Regions from separate parts of the Mus musculus genome. Here region 2 is linked to region 1. Evidence: chromatin contacts called from ENCODE Hi-C or POLR2A ChIA-PET data. All regions are on one chromosome and are shown on one strand. Each heading gives the region's core, a stretch centred on a gene start or an enhancer-like site at or near the end of the contact. The rest is flanking DNA. Distances are from core to core; before and after follow the strand shown. Region 1 overlaps Rapgef1 (Rap guanine nucleotide exchange factor (GEF) 1). Region 2 overlaps Rapgef1 (Rap guanine nucleotide exchange factor (GEF) 1).

Region 1 (3,076 bases), core at 416-2,915:
TCTCCCTGTAGTCTACTAAGGAAAGCAAGCCTTGCTCACCCTGCTCACTCTCATAATCATCTTTAGGCTACAATTGCTTTGGGAGAATGTTTCAAGCCACTTTCCACATTACCAGGGTGTGTTTTAGTGATAGGCAGGGCTTCTGTTTCGCTCTCCCATGTGCCAGCAGGATGAGATATCTGAACCATCAGGGCTGCATTCTGTCACCCATTTCTAATGAGTTCCTGAGCGATGCTGCTGGGGAAGGGCACCCTCTAGCCACTGTTCCTGTGGAGAGGTACGGGAAAGGCACAGGGGTCTGATCTCAGCAGTAGGAAGCTGCCCTTAGAACAGCAGAATGACAATAGTCGCACACTTGTGCCCTCCCAATACCGTTGTTGCCAGGAGGGACAGCAGTATTGCTATTAGGTATCAAACTGAAGCCCTGATGATCCAAGCAGCCTGATTTCAATCTTCAGGACCCACAGGATGGAAGGAGAGAACTGACCCCTTCACGTTGTTCTCTGACCTCCACATGCATAGGTGTATGCACACTTGCGCACGCACGCACACACACACACACACACACGCACACTCAAAGTACTACTATATGTTTTTAAGAGCATTACAAACATTTTTAAAAAGAGACTTAATTTGACACAAATCCTATTCTTGTCTCCATCTACTCCAAGAATAGGAAGTTAAGATTGCCTAATCCTCCTAGGAGGATGAACTCTAGTTGTCTGCACACATTCAATGTTTTCAAATCCAACTCTTCCAGATTGCGATGCTTACCAGCTTGGAGTAAAAGGAATGTGGAAATAACAAATGTTTGTGGGAAGAACAGAGTGGAGATTTCAGACTCTCATGAGAACCCTCTAGAACTAAGCCTATATTTCTGAGCTGGTTCTCTCAGAGGAACCTGGTCCCTCTGCAATACAAGCTGTGTGTCTATGTTTGTGACAGTATTTCCTATCTGCCCCAGGATGCTGAGAGGGTGGGGTTCTGGAACAGAACCCTGAGGAAATCGGGAGCAGGCCAAGAGGAGCAGAAAACACTTCACCTGTGAAGGTCTGCATGAACAAGGGCCTTCACTGATTTTCTTACTGTGAAGCCATAGCAGGGCAACATTTATAAGCAAAGATCAGAACCCAATTCTTGGACCGCTGTGTCTCAATAAGGCACGGTGGCACCCACTTGTGATTCCAGCACCAGCCTGGGCTCCAGTAGCAAGGAGCTCAGATCTGAGTAGGTATCCAAGCCCCTCCTGACATAGTTCCTACAAAACAGGCACTTGGGAACTCAGCAGAAGATGTCATCACGCTCCAGTGTGTCCCTGGATATATACTTTCTTGAAGCTTAACTTTGGATTCCAAGTGTGCTGTTTTACAATCCACTCTGCTAAAGTATCTGTTTCCTGAGAAGTGTTATGAAACAATCTTACATTTGCCTGCTTATCACCAGGGACCAGGACTGCGGGAACCTGTAATGATACCCATTGGCCAGAGACTAAGTTAGTAATCTTAATTTTGAGCTCTGCAGAGGTACTGTCCATCTAACAGGCCCAGAAGGGCTGGAATTTCTGAGGAAGCCTTGGCCTTGCTTCCGTCTAGATTCCCCTCCCTCTGCCCCTCCCATGAGCCAGTCATATTTTCTTAGGAATGTGGCCAAGAGCTTGGAACCCAGCCAGAGGTTCACAGTGCCTGCCGCCTGCACCGTCAACCAGAACAGTTGCCCAGTGTGCACCCTGAGAAGTCTGGGCTTCAGTAACTGCTGACAGCACCCAGCACTCTGTGCCAGACTACGGCAAGCCTCAGGTGAAGCCCAGCTACACACTCGAACCCTGAAACTTCCATTAACCAGGAGCATAGCTTGACTCAGAGCCTGACCCTGAGGAGGGGGCTGGGAGGGGGCCTACCAGAGTTGGAAAGCCCAGATACATGGTAGCAAGAACCTTATCCAGTGGTCTAGTATCTGCCCTGGCTTCAAGGGTTCCTGAACACACAGGTTCCTCAAGGGCTAGACCCAACAGAGGAGCCACTGTACCCAGACGGCCCTTTACCTAGTCCCTCTCAGCCCATCAAGCAGTACACATGGTCACTAATGAAGCCACTACACACTTCTGTTTTAAAACTGTTTTGACATAATTTATTGTGTAAAGCTACATCTAAGAATAAATATGTTTAGGTAAATAAATGCTAACACTTTTGTATCCATAGCAAAGTTTGAAACCTATGAGTGTGAGGATAGGGCTCTGGGCAGAATGCCATTAAAACAAGTGTGGTAAAATGTGTTTAAAGTGACTACCTGAGCCATGCGATGCTTAGATCCACCACAAACCCCATGCTGCATCATCACCAGCTACACAAGATCTTCACCATGCAAAGTGGACTGTCTGGTAACCACCAACTCCACCTCTCCCCTCAGCTAGCCCCTACCACTCGGCTTCATCATTCTCATTTTTACCAAGTTAAGATCCCATGAAAGTGAAGTCACATGGTGCTTGCTTCGCTGACTTCTTACTGCACTTGGCACAATGCCCTCAGGTTTTATCTACAGAGTAGCACTTCAGACAACACTTCTCTTTTTTAAAGGCTGACTAATACTCCACAATGGAGAGAAACAGCTTGTTTATCTATTCACCCCTGTACAGCATCTGAGGTGCCTCTACCTCTAGGTGATAATGAGTAGTGCTGCTATAGAGGGGAGGGAGGAGGAGAGATGGAGAGAAGGGAGGGGGTGAGGAAGGGAGTGGGTAGGGACTGGGAGGGTTCTCTTCAAGACCCTGCTTCCTGTATTGTGTGGTGAGTCTTGTGGTCTTAGACTTCACGTCCTGCCAATTTAAGGTTTTACTTTTTGCAAGATGTTCTCCAGCCGGGCGTGGGGGCTCACGCCTTTAATCCCAGCACTCAGGCAGAGGCAGGCGGATTTCTGAGTTCCAGGCCAGCCTGGTCTACAGAGTGAGTTCCAGGACAGCCAGAGTTATACAGAGAAACCCTGTCTCGAAAAAAAACAAAACAAAACAAAAAAACAAAAAAAAAACAAAAAAACCAACCAAACAAACAAACAAACAAACAAACAAAAAACAGAAAAAGAA
Region 2 (2,962 bases), core at 249-2,748, 34 kb before region 1:
TGAATGAATTCTGTAGCCCGAACTATTTCTGCATTCACTGAGGTACTACCATAGAGGTGCCTAGCAGCAGCTATGTGTTCAAGCTATCTACGCAACAGAGGACAAAGGCTATCCCTCATATCTCCTCTAGGTCTCTAGGGAATGGTGGGTGTTTTAGGCCCTTACTGGGCAGAGGCCCAGTGGGAGTTACATTTAATACTACTTTCACCCCATTTAACCTAAAATATCAGCACCCAGCAGACAATTTCATACAACTGCTCCTGAGTTACTTCCTTGTTTTTTTGTACATTCTACTATGGTGTGGAAGTTACACTTCCAGCATGTTCTATGCACACTTTTAGGATATGTTCAGCCATTTTTAGGATGGCTGAATTAGACAGGACAACTCTGAGACCTCCCCTTCCATACCAAGGAAGTTCCTAGGACTAGGCTGGCTGTAACTGCTTCTAGGTCACACCCACTAGCAGCAACAGCTGTGGAATGCAAGCGGACCCTTTAGCTGGACTCCGGGCTAGGAAGCCCTCTCCATCCATGTTTATGCTAGGTGTGGCAGGGCCTGAAAGCAAGCAGCACTGGCTGGGCAGACTGCGGGCAGACTGCTACGGACGCTGAGAGAACTCAGGTGAGAGATGTGACATCTGTTCTCTCATGGATCCTGACACCCCCTCTTCTCCCTCTAGAAACAGACTATATCAGGCCACAGAGCAGGCACTCAGTAGCATGGCCAGATGCTCACTCGCTCGCTCACTCACTTATACACTCATTTACACACTCACTCACTCACACACACTCACTTACATAGTCACTCATACACACACTCACTAACATACTCACGCACTCACACTTACACACTCACTTAGAGACTCACACATTCACTCACTTACACACTCACAATTCACACACTCATTTGCTACATCGCTTGCTCACTCATTCACTTATACACTCACTCACTTAGTCAGTCAGTCACTCACACTCACTTACTCACTCACTCACTCACTCACACTCACTCACTCACACCTGGAGCCAAGATAAAGCTCCAGACTCGGCCTCCTGGCCAAAGCCAGCACAATTCCTTCCGCAGTTATCACCGAGAGCATCACAGCTACCTCTCCTTTCATGAGGCATCTTCATCAGTGCCACGTGTTCAGCGTGCTAGCCAGCACAACTGGCCCAGGGGCTCATGCTTTTGAATTATAGATACAAGTCACACTGATTTAGGCAAAACCAGACTTCATTGATTTAAGGTCACTTCATTCTCAGTCAAGTGTGACCTTTCACCACCCCCAACACCACTAAACACACAGCACTGTATAAGGTGTGGAGTTATGCACAGGCCCGTGGAGTCCAGGTGGTGCAATGGCCTGGACCGTTTCCCATCAGAGGCTTGCTGCAGCCTGACCTCACTCAGCCCCGAAGCCTCCATTTAGGGTGGTTGTGTTCTCACTGCAAGCAGAAACCTTGATTAACCAAGGATAGACAGGGTAGTCTTGGTGCATTTGCCAACCAGCAGTGTCTGGTTTGGCAGCAGAAAAGTGGTACGCACCCTGCAGATGGCTCAAAGTAGATCCAAGTCCAGTGGTGGGAGGGACTGGGGTCTGCTTTTGTTCCTGGAGGAATCTTATTTCCTCTGGGTCAACTCAAAAGTTTCCTTCCAACAAGTGCAGAGCACACACACACACACACACACACACACACAACTCTGTTGTCAGGCTCCTCATTGTCCTCTCTGAACCATATGCCCAGCATGGAAGCTGTCTGCGACATGTGCCCATAGCCCTGAGCAGGGAACCAAGTCTCCACTAGTTGAGAGGAGAGACTTTCTGGCCAGCAGCGCTAGTGAAAGTAAATCAGCTCCTAGAAAGGCGGCCAATCAGTGCTCACCGCGGCGCACATCAAAGGCAGAGTGCTTGGGAGGAGGAGCTGAGGCCACACCCTGCTCTTAGACCAGGAGAGGGTAATGGATAGGGGATGGACTTTATTTTTAAACCTCAGTGGGGAGAACACACAGTTCAGAGATGCCTAGAATTGCCAGCATCTGGCTGGAGAGAGGGGAGGGGTTTTCTGACGTTGGCCAGGTTCCCAATTATAAGTGTGGTCTGTGAGCACTGATAAAGCCTTGGGCCTGGCCATCTCTTCTCCTGCTACCTCCCCACTTCTTCAGCTCTTCCCAACCCACCTCTCACCTGGGAGAAGGCTTCAGTAAAGGCTACGGGCTATCCACATTCCCACACCTGCTGGGAGTGACTGGGGAGCGGGAGGGGAAGAGGCTGAGGCAGAGAATGGCTGAAGGAGGGTCAAGGCCGACCCTGTCTGAAAACAACAGCTACTGAAAAGCCTGTGAAGACTTCACTGAAGGGTCTCAGGACAGGGTGCACTGTGTCTTTTGGAGAGGACTTATCACCTTTGGTGATGGCACACTTTAGGCCTGTCTTGAAGCAGGCTGTCTCCTGAAGCAGATGGCCTCACTAGTCTTAAGGTTCACATCTTGACAGTCACAAGGCCAGGGGAAAGACAGCAGAAACCTGTCTCGTCCACTTGAGAGTTTGTCTCTGATCCCTCTTGTTCATAAACAGTGTTACAGATTCTGGGTTGGCCCATTCCACTGAGTCTATCTTGGCTGAGAGACTCCAACCAATTCCACACTGGTCATTTCAGGCTACAGAAGGCACCGGATGGAGCGAGCGGGAATGGAAACCTGTCCACACGCTCTGCCAGCTTGGGAAATGCCCCCTGTTCAGAATGAGCTAAATGCTGACAGGGTAAAGGGCTTACTTTAGAGAGATCCAGAAACGGTTCACGGAAGGAACTCGTGAGTCCAGCACACAGTGGATCTGGGAGGGCAGGATCTGATTGGGTGAGAAGATGCACCCTGAGAGACACACACACCTGCCCACCTGCATGTGTGGTCTACCTATTCCCACAGCCAATGTTCCTTACAGGTCACAGGTCACAAGCAAGCCCC

What was found. A loop is a pair of places that touch in the nucleus more often than their neighbours do. ChIA-PET counts read pairs that join two places held with the same protein, here RNA polymerase II (POLR2A).
Region 2: POLR2A ChIA-PET joins it to region 1 with 98 read pairs in embryonic stem cell. The contact joins two enhancer-like sites. A Hi-C loop is called at or near these places in 13 of 37 maps with a recorded cell type or tissue (CH12.LX, T-helper 1 cell, T-helper 17 cell and 6 more). POLR2A ChIA-PET finds 5 or more read pairs at or near these places in 4 of 5 experiments (Patski and embryonic stem cell).

What each region holds. Positions count from the first base shown.
Region 1 is chr2:29,631,866-29,634,941 of GRCm38, reverse strand. The region is part of intron 1 of Rapgef1 (Rap guanine nucleotide exchange factor (GEF) 1); the gene reads right to left. Among named protein-coding and RNA genes, the nearest start is that of Rapgef1, 14 kb to the right of the region's middle. Within about 2 kb of position 1,665, at least 2 of the 3 ENCODE cell types and tissues checked have a DNase peak (open chromatin) inside an H3K27ac peak, as active enhancers do; they include gastrocnemius, where a contact is called at or near this core.
Region 2 is chr2:29,665,736-29,668,697 of GRCm38, reverse strand. All of the region lies in intron 1 of Rapgef1 (Rap guanine nucleotide exchange factor (GEF) 1), which reads right to left. Among named protein-coding and RNA genes, the nearest start is that of Rapgef1, 47 kb to the right of the region's middle. Within about 2 kb of position 1,498, at least 2 of the 3 ENCODE cell types and tissues checked have a DNase peak (open chromatin) inside an H3K27ac peak, as active enhancers do; they include gastrocnemius, where a contact is called at or near this core.